2 separate regions of the Homo sapiens genome follow, and region 2 is linked to region 1. Evidence: chromatin contacts called from ENCODE Hi-C or POLR2A ChIA-PET data. All regions are on one chromosome and are shown on one strand. The core of a region is the stretch at or near the end of the contact, and the rest is flanking DNA. Distances in the headings are between cores, read along the strand shown. Region 1 holds the start of NRBF2 (nuclear receptor binding factor 2). Region 2 overlaps ARID5B (AT-rich interaction domain 5B).

Region 1 (7,145 bases), core at 1,626-4,125:
CCAGATCGCACCACTGCACTCTAGCCTGGGTGACAAAGCGAGACTCCGTCTCAAAAAAGAAAAAAAAAAAAAAAAAAAGTCTGAATTTTCAAAAACCTCATCTTATAAAACTGTGAGTGACAATTCTGAGTGCCAGAGGCCTGTAATTGGTACTCATTCAAGTAACCGTCAACGTCTGTTCTACTGTTACCTTCCAATAAACAACTATGCTGGAAATTAGATCTTTCAAGACTCAAATGGTTTAAGAATTCAAGGTGTCCGCCGGGCACGCTGGCTCACGCCTGTAATCCCAGCACTTTGGGAGGCCAGGCGGGGGGATCACGAGGTCAGGAGATCGAGACCATCCTGGCCAACATGGTGAAACCCCGTCTCTACTAAAAATACAAAAATTAGCTGGGCGTGGCGGCGCGTGCCTGAAATCCCAGCTACTCAGAAGGCTGAGGCAGAAGAATCGCTTAAACCAGGGAGTCGGAGGTTGCAGTGAGCTGAGATCGCGCCACTGCACTCTAGTCTGGTGACAGAGAGAGACTCCATCTCAAAAAAAAAAAAAAAAAAGAATTCAAGATGCCAAATTTCTGATACTTGCCTACATAAATTTTATGGCTGAAATACGGAGTTACGCTAGCCTGCTTAAAAAGACTCTGTCGAAACTCGCTCCGTTTTATGGAGGAGAATTTAAATGGTATTGCCACCATTTAACTAATTTTTCCTGAACTGGTAGTGATTCTGCAGTTCTATCTGCAACTGTCACCCAGTTCTAGTCTCCTTTTAAAACATCACACATTCGTGGGGCAGTTGGCGGGGGTTATTCTGCAGCCAAATAATGTGAAGCTAACTAGAACTGAACCAATGCTCATTTGGCAAGGACACCTGAACTCTGAAGCACTTCGTAAACAGCTGATTATTTCTAGTAATACTCCTGTGAAGTTTCAGTATTGAGCCATCCACTGTATTTCATTGCCAACTATATGTCGCCTTAAAAACAAGAAAAGTGCAAGACAGTTCCCTGGTTATTTGAGTCAGAGTCTCGCTCTGTCGCCCAGGTTGGAGTGCAGTGGCACAATCTCGGCCCACTGCAACCTCCACCTCCTGGGCTCAAGCGATCCTGCCACCTCAGCCTCCCGAGTAGCTGGGACCACAGGCGGGCGCCACCACGCCAGGCTATTTTTGTATTTTTTGTAGAGACCGGGTTTCGCCATGTTGCCCAGGCTGGTCTCGAACTTCTAAGCTCAAGTGATTCGCCCGCCTCGGCCTCCCAAAGTGCTGGGATTACAGGCGTGAGCCCCGGCGCCTGGCCAGTTCCCTGGTTAAAAAAAACTCGCAAATGTAGTCCAATTCGTCTTAAGTGTAAATACCTACCACCTGGGGCAAGACCCAACTTAAAAGGGAGGGGCGCCTCACAACAGTTAACCTGGCACCAGTGATTTGGTCCGAGAATCTTAGGCTTTTAAAGCTCAAGTCCAAACCTTTATTCTACAAATAGATTTTAAATTAAGGGCTTATGGTCTGGTTATAATCGCTAACTCTTACACTGTACTATGTACTTAGTACAGTTCTAAGTGCTTTACACCTATTTACTCCTTTAATCCTCCCAAAAAACCTGAAGCCGAGTGAAGCCAAGTAGTTTGCCCAAGGTAACACAGATATCAAGTGACGAGGTTAGAATTCAAATCCAAGCAGCATAGCTTCAAAACCTAGAGTCTTAAACCACCTGACTCTACTGCTCTTCTAGGACTCAGAGTTCTAATGTGAGAAAAGAATCCTCTATAGAGCTTTCTTTCAATTCCACCATCGCAAATGAATTGCAAACCTGTGACTCAAAAGTTCTTCCTGTGTGCAACCTTAAGTAATCTGACTTTTACATCCAAAATGGGTAACCTCTCTGGAAAACTAAAAGATGCAATGGCCAGTCTGAAAAGAACTCATGCTTCCCGTTGTTAGTGGGGTTCTGTTGTGTTGTTTTTTAATTGCAACACCTGAAACGCCTTAAAACACAAGTAAACAGGCTATCAGCCATTTTCCTGAGAACAGCAAACACCTATTACACTTTCATGATGCCTAAATTGATGAATCTGAGCTAAATACAGGAACGGCTGTCTTTTTCCCAGCTGTCTCTAATATATTTGGAAGACGGTAGACTCAGTTTATGCATGTGAATGTATGTGAGAAATGAGGGGGAAGTGGAGGGTGAGGAGGGGGAAGTGGAGGGTGAGGAGGGGGAAGTGAAGGGTGAGGAGGGGGAAGTGGAGGGTGAGGAGGCTATTCACTCCTCCACCTCTCCAAAGCGGGGCGACTCAGACTCAGACCCTGCTGCTAGAACTTAAAACCAGTATCACACCATTTCTGCCTTGGCCGGCTTCAGTGCCTCTCCAGGCTGTAGGGAGGTGGCTACGTGGCGCTAAGAGGACTTCCCCCAGCCAGAGAGGAGGTGGCAGCCCCAGGTGGTGGCATCCCCTCGCCCGGGGCCCCGCGACAGGGGGCGCCAGGACTTCCCGGGGATCCCCCAGGAGGGCAAAGTCTGAAGTGGCTAGCCTGGAGCCGCAGTTGGGCCAGGGCCTGCCTAGCAGCCCCTCACAGCCTCTGCGACCACTCCTGCCAAACCAACCTCCCAGCCTAAAGGGTTAGCCGACGCGCCGGGGACGGGGCCGGGCTCCTGAGGCAAAGGCACCCAAGACGAACGCTATATTCTGTGGGACACTCACCAGGTTGAGGGGTCCTTCCATTACTTCCATAGACCCCGGGGTAAGCGGCGGCCTTAGGAAGGGGAGTAGTGGCGCCGGGGAACATGGAGGGGACTGCAAGGGAGCTCGACGCAGCCGCGGAGACTGCGGCCCCTCTCTGCGCCCCAAGAGCCAGCGATAGGCGCTGAAGGAGCAACAACCTCACCACTTCCTCCTCCGGCGCCGCGCCGCGGGCCCGCCCCCTGCGCCACCGCCGAGGCCACGCACGGCGCCATGACGTCACACGCGCAAAAGGCTGGTTCAAGGTGGGAATGAGGACAGGCAGTGGGTGGGGCCCAGGGAAGGCGGGGCACCAGCTGATGTACGCTTGCGAGCGGTCAATCTTTCCTCTCGCGAGAAGCGTTAGTTTAGGTTCTTAAAGTCTACACTGAAGTCACGTGAGGAGGTACAGCCTTGCTGTTGAAGACTTGAAATGGCTGTCTTCTGCAATTAGCTTCTCACGTTTCCTTTTAGACTGACTTTTCCTTAAATCTGCTAATCGTTACACCGTTACTTGTGGTCCTGTCCACACCTTTATCATTGTACATGATTCATTTTTTCAAAAGGCCGATTTGAGCAATTCTAGACCATGCACTGGACTAACCCCCCTAGAGGTCAGCACACTCGAATGATTTAGGGCTCTGCCCTCAAGTTGCTCACAAACTGATAGGGAAACAATTTTGGTCTAGCCAAATATAATACTGCATTCATTTAACAATTATGTGCCAAACAAAAGCTAGGTTCGTTCTGTCATGGAATTCACTGACAAATAGTTGTGATTTATGCTGGAAAGGGAACACATAGGGAGCTGTGATAGAGTAACCAAGGTGGAGTTGGGTGGTAAAGGAAAGCCTTTCATGGGGGGCGTGATTTTTTTTGAGAAAGTGTCTTGCTGACGCAATCTCCACTCACTGCAACCTCCCTCTGCCCGCCCCCTGCCCCAGGCGATCCTCACACCTCAGTCTCTTAAGTAGCTAGGAACTACAAGTGCTCAGGCCAGGTTAATTTTTGTATTTTTTGTAGAGATGGGGTTTCGCCATGTTGCCTATGCTGATCTTGAACTGCTGAGCTCAAGTGAGCTCAATGATCCGCCCTCCTGGACCTCACAAACTGATGGGATTATAGGCATGAGCTACCGCACCTGGCTAAGGGCGTAATCTTTAAGATTAAACCTTAAAATGCCAGTTAAACAAAGACCCTTCTCGACAAAGGAAATGTCTTATGCCTCAACTCTAAAGGCGGGGAGGTCGGGTGGCGGGAGCTGCAGCATTTCAGAGAGATGCAAAAGAAGATACCAGAGAGATAGGAAACTTCCAAAACATAGGTGTCCTTGCAGTGCACAATGAAACATTTGAATTTTACTCAAAGTGCATTGGGAAATAAGTAAAGGATATTAAGCTAGAGAATAATCTGCTTTAATTTACAGTTTTGAAAAGATTAATTTCCCTGTAATGTGAAGAATAGATTGTGGAAGGCCTAAGGAAAAAGAACCAAGACAAGCTAGTTGATTGACTAATTATGGGCGCTCAGACTGGAATGGAAGTAGGGAAGATTGGGTCATGCATCCACTCATTACATAGTTATCATGTTTCTACCATGTGCCGGAAACCTTGGAAGAGAAGTAGATATATTCAAGATATATTTTTGGGCATCAGGTTGAGAGGAGTTAGTGATGGAATGGCAGTAAAGCATACAGAAAATGGAAGAATCAAATCTCGTATTTAAACAACCAAGTGGCCTAGCACACTGGCTCACCCCTGTAATCCCAGCTCTTTGGGAGGTCAAGGAGAGCAGATCACTTGAGGCCAGGAGTTTGAGACTGGTCTGGCCAACGTGGTGAAACTTCATCTCTACTAAAAGCACTAAAACGTAGCCAAGTGTGGTGGCGCGTGCCTGTAATCCCAGCTACTGGGGAGACTGAGGCAGGAGAATTGCTTGAACCTGGAAGGCAGAGGTTGCAGTGAGCTGAGACCAATCACACCACTGCATTCCAGCCTGGGTGACACAGAGAGACTCTGTCTCTAAAAATAAAAAAATAAAAAAGTAAACAACCAAGTGGACAAGATAGTGAGAGACAGGACTAGCTGGATTTCCTAGGCCAACTAAGAATTCCTAAACCTAGCTGGGGAAGGTGACCACACCCACATTTAAACACAGGGCTTGTAACTCAGTTCACACCCGACTAATCAGGTAGTAAAGAGGGCTCACTAAAATACAAATTAGGCTAGAAGCAGAAGGTAAAGAAATAGTCAAATCATATATCGCCTGAGAGCACAGGGGGAGGGACAATGATCAGGATATAAACCCAGGCATTCGAGCAGGGAGTGGCAACCCCCTTTGGGTCCCCTCCCATTGTATGGGAGCTCTGTTTTCACTCTATTAAATCTTGCAACTGCACACTCTTCTGGTCCATGTTTGTTACAGCTTGAGCTGAGCTTTCACTCACCGTCCACCACCGCTGTTTGCTGCCATCACAGACCCGCCGCTGACTTCCACCCCTCTGGATCCATCAGGGTGTCCACTGTGCTCCTGATCCAGCGAGGCGCCCATTGCTGCTCCCAATCGGGCTAGAGGCTCGCCATTGTTCCTGCAAGGCTAAGTGCCCAGGGTTTGTCCTAATCGAGCTGAACACTAGTTGCTGGGTTCCACGGTTCTCTTCTGTGACCCACGGCTTCTAATAGAGCTATAACACTCACTGCATGGCCCAAGGTTCCATTCCTTGGAATCCGTGAGGCCAAGAACCCCAGGTCAGAGAACAAAAGGCTTGCCGCCATCTTGGAAGTGGCCTGCCACCATCTTGGGAGCTCTAAGAACAAAGACCCCCTGGTAACAATAGGAAGGAGCTAATTTGTATGGAAAATGAAAAGTTCTATCTTGGGCACTGTATTAATTTCCTATGACTGCTGTAAGAAGTTACTACCCATTTAGTGGATTAAAACAACAGAAATTTGGAGGCTAGCAGTTCTGGAGGCTAGAAGACCAAAATAATTTTTTTTTTTTTTTGAGACGGAGTCTCGCTCTTTCACCCAGGCTGGAGTGCAGTGGCTCGATCTTGGCTCACTGCAGGCTCCACCCCCGGGGTTCACGCCATTCTCCTGCCTCAGCCTCCCACATAGCTGGGACTACAGGCGCCTGCCACCTCGCCTGGCTAATTTTTTGTATTTTTAGTAGAGACGGGGTTTCACCGTGTTAGCCAGGATGGTCTCGATCTCCTGACCTCGTGAATCACCCTCCTCGGCCTCCCAAAGTGCTGTGATTACAGGCGTGAGCCACCATGCCCGGCCAAGACCAAAATAATTTCATAGCGCCAAAACAAAGGTATACAGCAAGGCCTTGCCCCCTTCTTTTCCAGCCTCTGGAGCTACATTCTTTGCATTCCTTTGACTCACAGCCCCTTCTTCCATCTTCAAAGCCAGCAGCACTGCATCTTCAAAGCTCTTGCTGCTTTTGTCATGTCATTTCCTCTTAAAATCCTTCTGCCTCCCTCTAGTAAGGACCCTGTGAATACATTTGGTCCACAAAATAGTTAAAGATAGTCTTCCTATCTCAAGGTTAACTTAATCATACCTACAAAGTCCCTTTGCCATATGAGGTAACATTCTCAGCTTCCACAGATTAGGACCTGGGTATCTTTCGGACCATTATTGAGACTACCAGAGGCATTGTATCTAAAGCAAATCAATGACATACTCAAAATAATCCCAGAAGGGTTTAATAAACGGACTGTTTTACAAAGGTGTGGCCAGAGTTTAGGTATTTACATGAGAAAAGCAATAACTCCTAGGCTATAAAGAAAGAAATAGAAGGGGCTGGGTACAGTGTCTCACACCTGTAATCTCAGCACTTTTGGGAGGTGGAGGCAGAGGTGGGCGGATCACTTGAGGCCAGGAGTTCAAGCCCAGCCTGGCCAACATGGCGAAACCTCATCTCTATCCAAAATACAAAAATTAGCCAGGCATGGTGGCACATGCCTATAGTCCCAGCTACTCTGGAGGTTGAGGCACGACAATAACTTGAACCTGGGAGGCAGAGGTTGCAGTGAGCTGAGGCCGCACCACTGCACTCCATCCTGGGAGATAGAGCAAGACTCTGTCTCAAAAAAAAAAAAAAAAAAAAAAAAAAGAAAGAGAAATGAATAAGAGGGAAATCTGAAATGAGGAGAAAAATGTAGAATATAGTTTGAAGAAGCACTGACCTTCAATCAAGGACACTATCCTGAGGTGACCTTGCAGGGAGGATCCAGGGAAATCACCTTATTTCCTCTTCCCCTGACTTCCATTGTCCAAACCCAATCAAAAGCCAGAAGGCAAGGGAGCCCATTGATGTAATTCATAAAAATCAGCCTCCAAGGGCAGGGAGCAGGGTAGTAAGAAGTAGAGACCGGATCTGGAAAGAGTAATACAAAATATCTGGCACATACAAATG
Region 2 (7,145 bases), core at 2,722-5,221, 1.1 Mb after region 1:
ACATCTAAGATAAAAAGGTCAATGAGAGGCAAGCACAGCGTGGCCAAGAGACAGTTTAGTCTTATCCCACAGCTCTGAGTGGGGTAGGGGACTCCACTAGGAGTTCTGTTTTAGTGTGCTAAGTAAAAGACCGCCCCAGCGAGAAGGAAGGCAGACAGACTATGCAAGCCACAAAAACCAGAGGCCTGAAAATTTCAAGCATTTAAATTATATAACTTTTTAAACAAACTGCATAAAATTGCTCTAAAAAGAGAAACATCAAACAGCTCTAGTTTTAATCTGTTTTCCCTTTGCGACGTAGCTCTTTATCTGAAAGGGAAAAATAGCTGATGTAATTAAAAGGGATGGATTGCATTACAATCTCAGTTTCAACTTCAGTGATTAAAGTTTTTATAATGCATTTGGTATGATTAATGACTCACTGTGGGATTAATATAAGACTCAGCCTTAAAAATATGAACTTTAATACAGCAAACATAATTTGTTTTAAATAAGACAAGTTGACTCAATGAAGAAAATGTACTTGGCTTATAAACATCATAAGTCTGTTCAAATATTGGGGATCCTGATTATTTTTAAACTAAGATTCCCAGGCAAAAACTTCCTTGGTCTGGATATTGGTTTGCTATCCTAAAATTGGTTTCTATCTATGTTATTTGGATCTCAACTGCTTAACCATACACGATTGTTCAGGTTTGACAGTACGGATGTGGGGACATTTGTGATCCTAATATTTTGCTCTTTAATAAAATACCAATAAAACTATGGGAAAATCAGATCCCAATTTATAGCATATTAGAAACAAAATTCATTTACTGAGCATGCTTGGACAAGGTATGAGCAAGGAGGCGTGAATAATACTTTGGAGCCCTACATCTGGCAGTTGGCCAGCCATGAAGATCAACAGAGCCCATGGGGAATAGTTATCTTCAGATCCCATTACAAACTGAGTTTAAACATGTTACAGCTGCTAAAACTGGAAACTGCCCTCCCTATGTAGACTTACTAAAATAATATATGGCTGCCAAATACCTGCTTCCCACTGTAATATTACAGTTAATGTTTATATAATAAAAAGCATAACTAAGCACAAAGAGAAAAAAGCAATCCTGTTCATACTTGAATTTATTCTGTCTCATCTGTAAAGTCCCCAACATTCCCCCCAATTCCTTTTTTCTGCCTGGTTCTGCCAGGGACTTTATCCTCTTCAATATTGGCAGGTTGTGGATTTTTGTCTGGGAGCAAAATGCATTGAATATTTTAAACTGGAAAGATATTTTAAATTGACTTTAATGGAAACATATTTTATTGTTGGGACAGATAGGTTTGTTTTACTTTTGTTTTGTTGCCATGGGAACTCAAGGAACACTGTAGTCTGGGTATTCCAATGATAGCAATTTGCTGGTACCACCCTTCCCCCAGCTTCATTTTCTGATGGAGATGGTGACACCACGAGGGACCCTCTTTACTGAGAAGAATGACAGCATTACCTCTGAGTGTGGGAAGGAGGAGGAGGGAAAGCAGAGAATTGGGTGGGAGAGACACCCCATGGACGCCCAAGGACCCCTCACTCTGGGTTCTGAGAGCCCTGGGCCAACCTGGCTCTCTAGATGGGTGCTAAGGAGACTTTAATTTCCTTTTCTAATTTTGCAAGTTCACAAAGTAGGGCACCATTCTCATTTCGGTTCCTTTTTTTTTTTTTTCATTTTTTCTTTCATTTTTTTTTTTTTTTCTCCCCTTCACTCAACTCAGCAGCTGGCTGGCTGACAGCAGTAAAAAATACATTTCACTTTGCTGGTCAAAGGCCTAAAGCCAGAAGCAGGAAATCTGGAATTAAATGTTTCTTGTATCTGGAAAGAGGCATGACTAAGGTAAAACTGAATCCAAACACAAGCCCTACTTGTTCAAGGCTTCCAGAGAGAGTATATGAGAGTGTGTGAGTGTGTGAGAGAGTGTGTGTGTGTGTGTAAAGGTCAACCGAGTGTTTTTTCCCCCCCTTCTAAATCATTGAAAGATAATTATAGTGGCTTGGGGAAAAAAGCCTCCTAAAATAAAACAAGCAAGGCAGAAGCTAAAAGGAAGCAAGTAGAAATATGACCAGCTAAGCTTTGAAGAACAGGGCACGGTCTCGCACGGCACACAATCGCTGCTTCATATAGTGATTTCCGTTTGGTGCAATTTTCACTGAATGTTTTTTCAGTTATCCTGTCATGGTACAACACAATTACCCCACAGGATATGATCTTATCATATGATTATTAGAAGTTTTTACAGTACAAGAGGACAAAAGCTATTATAGGTTTCTGAACATTTAAACGTTCAACGTACATGTGGTACCATTAAAAACAGGTTAGCCTTAGATTAGGTCAACATTGCCCTATGTAGAAAGCTGAGTAGGTTTGTATTATATAAAGAATTTAGTAAAATGCACCATGCCTGCGCCTTGAGGTTGATTATTTCTCAAATATTTGTAGCACAGCAAAGATTTTATCAGTTTCTAAACTGTACAGATAAAAGCAAACATGCACTCCAGCCCCCAAGAATTCATTACACAGGAGAAATATTTTCAATGGACTGCAACTCTAAGAATGGGGGCTGGCTTTTAGGTGGGTGGAAGTAATGGGGAAGAGAAGCAATATATTCATTAGAAAATCCAGAGATTTTCCCCTTCCTGATCTACATCTAGTCTGGGGATTGAAAGCTGGACAGATAAATGGGCCTTTATTATTATCCAGATTTCACATTTCAGATTAGCAAAATGCTTATTTACGATGCGATTAATGGATCTGAAATAGGTAAGCCATTATGTATTAAAAAATAACATCTTTCCATAGGCATAAGATTTGTAGCAGCATGAGATTTTATTTTTCCCTAGGAATAATACAAGAATAACATTTTCCACCCCAAAGCAGAAACAGTAGGGGGGCCTTTTGCTATCACGGAGATTCTTATTAAATTCAGTCACTGTGAAAAGCAAGATTTTTTCCCCTCCTCATTCTTCTTTCTTAAAAAAAAAAAGACTTAAAATCAACCCAAGTTAAAATTAACAAGTCAATAGCATTATAACCTTGATTTGTTAGCATCTGAGCCACTAAATTATCATCATACATGAAATTGCTGGTTTGAAAAGATTTCGGCTTTGCTAAATCTCAAGTTAAATAATGGTGCTTAGTACACTAGGTTTTTAGATCTGCCTCATCTGATATTATGAAAAATTCAATACATTTCTCTACAGCAGAAGTCAGGGGTCAGCAAATCTATTACTGTAATGTAAGTAATCTGGCAACCTGCCAACTCTTTCTCCCTTTTATTATTTTTTTAAACACTAAGGCAGATAATTTTATATTTACAAAGTCTAAAATCCTCCAGGGCCTTGCCTCTCTTTCTCAACAAAAACCAGCAGCCTTGCATTAGAGAAGTGTGTATCACACATGTCCTCATCATTTGCATTTTGTACAAAAGAAGAAAAGACCCTTCATCTTTATTACACAACATTCCCCTCCCTTCCTCAGAAGCAGAGGAAAAATAATGTCAAATCTCATCTGAACCAGTAACCACTAATGTCTCCTGTATTGATTAATGCTTGCATGGAATGACTGAACTTTTGGGCCAAAATATTTAGCAAACAGTGCTTAATAGGAAAAACGAGAATCCATCTATTTACAGAGCTTGAAAAATGGTATTACAATAATGTCTGGAACTGATTGAATCCAGAGAGTGGGGGCAAGAAGTGGTGAACTTTTAGGGTTGTATTTGAATCCCAAAGTCACCCCAGTTACTGCATAGGCACTTTATGGTATCAAATCAGTGAGAAATTCCAGACCTAAAGGTTTGCTGGTGTCCTTGGAGCAGAATATTTTCTAGGGGCAGAGGGAAATAACATTGGTGCATGTCAGGTCAAAGATGCCACTACTGGCCAAGTGTGGTAGCTCACGCCTGTAATCCCAGCACTTTGGCAGGCGGAGGCAGTCGGATCACTTGGGGTCAGGAGTTCGAGACCAGCCCATCTCTACTAAAAATACAATAATTAGCCAGGCATGGTGGTACGTGCCTGTAATCCCAGCCACTTGGGAAACTGAGGCAGGAGAATTGCTTGAACCCCAGTGGCAGAAGCTGAAGTGAGCCGAGATCATGCCACTGCACTCCAGCCTGGGTGACAGAGTGAGACTCTGTCTCAAAAAAAGAAAAAAAAAAGGCACTACTATTCTAATACTATTAGGCTTTTTTTTTGTAGTAACAACGAAATGACATATTGGTTCAACTGGGACTTCAGACCTGATCTCACCCCAAATGGAGTCATTACACCTCTGAGTTGATTCCAGCCTTGATAAATTTCTACAGCTTGGCCAGACATTTCCCTTTGCAGCCAGAAATTAAAATATAACTTTACTGTGAAGTATGGGAAGGAATCTTTCACCAAATATGGAGCCAATAGAAGGTATATTTTTCCTTTCTGAAGATGAGGTACACATGCTTGTTACAGTTCCAATAAGCATAGAGAGTTTTTCTAATCTCACATACTGTTCACCTCTCAGGTGCTAGACCATGACCATAAAAGTGGAAGAAGAGCTTTTGGGGGTAGGGAACCAAATCAACAGCCAAATACACAAATGTGCTATGTAAATGAGCAGAGAAATGAGAATGTTTCCTCAGCGGGCACAACCCTGGTTGAGCACAGTAAAAGCTAAGCTCCATCTGAGAGAGATGTGAGCCACAGAAGATCTCCATTTTATGGTGTGAACTTGAGTGGAGCAGAAAAAATAGTGTGCCGAGTGTGACAAGCTCTCCCCATAACCAAGACAGGTGAGAAAGAGGCCTCCAGTGTCACCTCCCAACAGGCAAGGATGTGAACTGAAAGTCTGGGGCACCAAACCACGGAGTAAGAAGCCACGCTGACATGAAGAACGAGCCTATAGCGGGGCCCATCTGAGCCAACAAAATGGCGGCAGAGTGCAACACAGAGTCTGTGTGAAAGACTCAGTTTGCCCAAGAGCTACCAAAGCCAAACTGCCTTACATACTTTAAAAATGAGGTAGGTATAACTAGCATCACCTGTATTCTATGCTAAGACACCTAAAAGGTATGGAGTCCACTATTAACAACGATGAAATATAACCATTTGTCACCACAAAAGGTCTCTTTTCTGGGAAAATGATCTGCTCACAGGGGCTTCATTACCTACTCAATGGGCAGCAGATGGACAAGAAAACTTTTTGAAGGCTTTAATGCTCTCTCCATTTGCCCCTGGAAGTGGGTGGGAGAGTTGTTTCTTAGGCCCACTGATAATTCTGATACCTCCCTCCATGGTCCCGGAGTGTGTGTGACCCTAAATGAAGAGAAGAAAGAAAGGTACGTGGTACTGGACACAGCAAGGTGGTGGCTCGGCTCCCATAAAGATGTGTCAGTGTGAGAGAGTTAGCTCAAGGATGACAGCTTTCCTGAACTGGAGTTACATGGATTTCAGGGGACTGTGTTAGAAGCAAGGTGGGAAGGTAGAGAAACCTCATTCAGGTCATTCATATATATTGATTAGGCATTACAATATTAACAGCCACCACCACGCATTACATTCTTATTAATACCAGGCACTCTGCATGCTTTAATTTCAACCATTACAGAAAGAAATATCTACAGATATATTATTTTATCTCATTTTATGGATGACAAAACTGAGGTTCAGAGCTAAACGATTAAGTGACTAGTCAATGGCACACAGCTATTTAGTGTCAAAATTTTGAGTTCGACCACCAAACTGCCTGCCTCTGCTAGTCCAGCTATCTTCATCTCAAAAAGGTGGCTGTGCATCTTCATACACAGATGTATCAACACGGAGACATACCAACACGGAGGAGATACTGAAAGATCACTCCTGCCTGGGTTAAGTGAATTCCTAGCTCCTAAGGAGTTACCTGAGAAACTGGAGTGAGCATTCTCCTTTTCTCAGAGGCAACAGGCCTATAAAATACATATGTAGCCATTCCACAAAGGGTCAACCTCCTACATCAGAAGAAGCCCTATGGCTTGGGCACTGGGCAACTACTCTTACAATATGCTACAATAACCATGCCATAGCTCTTCAAAAGGTAGTGATACTAGTTGGATCATGCCCAACTTAATATCGGATGGTAAGAGAAACTTGAGAATCATATCCTCCATGAATTCCAGCCTCTAGGACTTAATCTTACCAAGCCCAAGCTTCCCATGGTCTCCCTAATAAAGCTCCTTTGGGGCTTTCTATGATGTCTCCATGCCACATGTAAGAGCATCTAGACTAATGTTGTTCCTATGCCTTTCAAATGACAACCACATTGAAGAAAGTTGGAATGGACTTAAGGAAGGCTGATGTTATGTCCCAGGGATTAAAATGCATGCTTATTACAGTGAACACAGACCATGCATGGTGCCTAGCCCTCTACAATGCCAGCCAGCAACAACTGCAGCAATGACTCTTCTCAATGAAAAAAGCCCAATGACTTCAGAATTGAGTTGTATGGATCCATTTCAAGGGCAGATGAACATTATTTCAAGAATAATAAACCCAATACTGTTTTGTTTTGAGACAGGGTCTCATGCAATCACGGCTTACTGCAGCCTTAACTTCCTGGACTCAGATGATCTTCCCACCTCAACTCCCTGAATAGATGGGACTACAGGTATGCGTCACTGCACGTGGCTATTTTTTTTATTTTTAGTAGAGATAGGGTATCACCATGTTGCCCAGGGTGGTCTCAAACTCCTGGGTACAAGCAATCCACCCACCTCGGCCTCCCAAAGTGCTGGGATTACAGGGTAAGCCACTATGCCCAGCCAACATGGCAGTGTTTTCAATGTGATGTGTACCCCACAAATGATGGAAGCCAGTGTCAAAATATAAAAATAGGCAAACAACTATTGCATTTAAGCCCCATGCATGTTAGATCCTACTGGTTCCAGAACTTCTGAAATGTTCAACAGTTCTCCCACAACATTTATTATTTTGGTCAAACTTTGTAGTAACTTACACAAAAACAAAATGTTCCAAGAGGTTTTCAGTGGAAGAGTTAAGAATATACTTTAATGGTAAACAATTACATTCTTCTGTCATATGATACTTTTTTTCCCTTTTCTTTTTTGGAAACATGCTTTCTGAATTTTCAATAGTTCCT

What was found. Hi-C counts contacts between places; a loop is a spot of excess contacts on that map. ChIA-PET counts read pairs that join two places held with the same protein, here RNA polymerase II (POLR2A). Pooled maps may share reads with other maps.
Region 2: a map with no recorded cell type shows a loop between it and region 1 (6-fold over the local background). The contact joins the enhancer-like site here to the promoter of NRBF2 in region 1. A Hi-C loop is called at or near these places in 1 of 37 single-sample maps with no recorded cell type and 4 of 50 pooled maps. POLR2A ChIA-PET finds 5 or more read pairs at or near these places in 1 of 52 experiments (B cell).

The regions. Positions count from the first base shown.
Region 1 is chr10:63,129,058-63,136,202 of GRCh38, reverse strand. NRBF2 (nuclear receptor binding factor 2) reads right to left here and starts at 2,875. Exons shown (of 4, transcript NM_030759.5): 1 at 2,703-2,875. The coding sequence starts at 2,732. RefSeq lists silencers at 2,329-2,598, 2,809-3,058.
Region 2 is chr10:62,077,872-62,085,016 of GRCh38, reverse strand. All of the region lies in intron 8 of ARID5B (AT-rich interaction domain 5B), which reads right to left. Among named protein-coding and RNA genes, the nearest start is that of LINC02621, 180 kb to the left of the region's middle. RefSeq lists a silencer at 2,259-2,318 and an enhancer at 4,704-4,753. Within about 2 kb of position 3,971, at least 13 of the 41 ENCODE cell types and tissues checked have a DNase peak (open chromatin) inside an H3K27ac peak, as active enhancers do; they include B cell, where a contact is called at or near this core.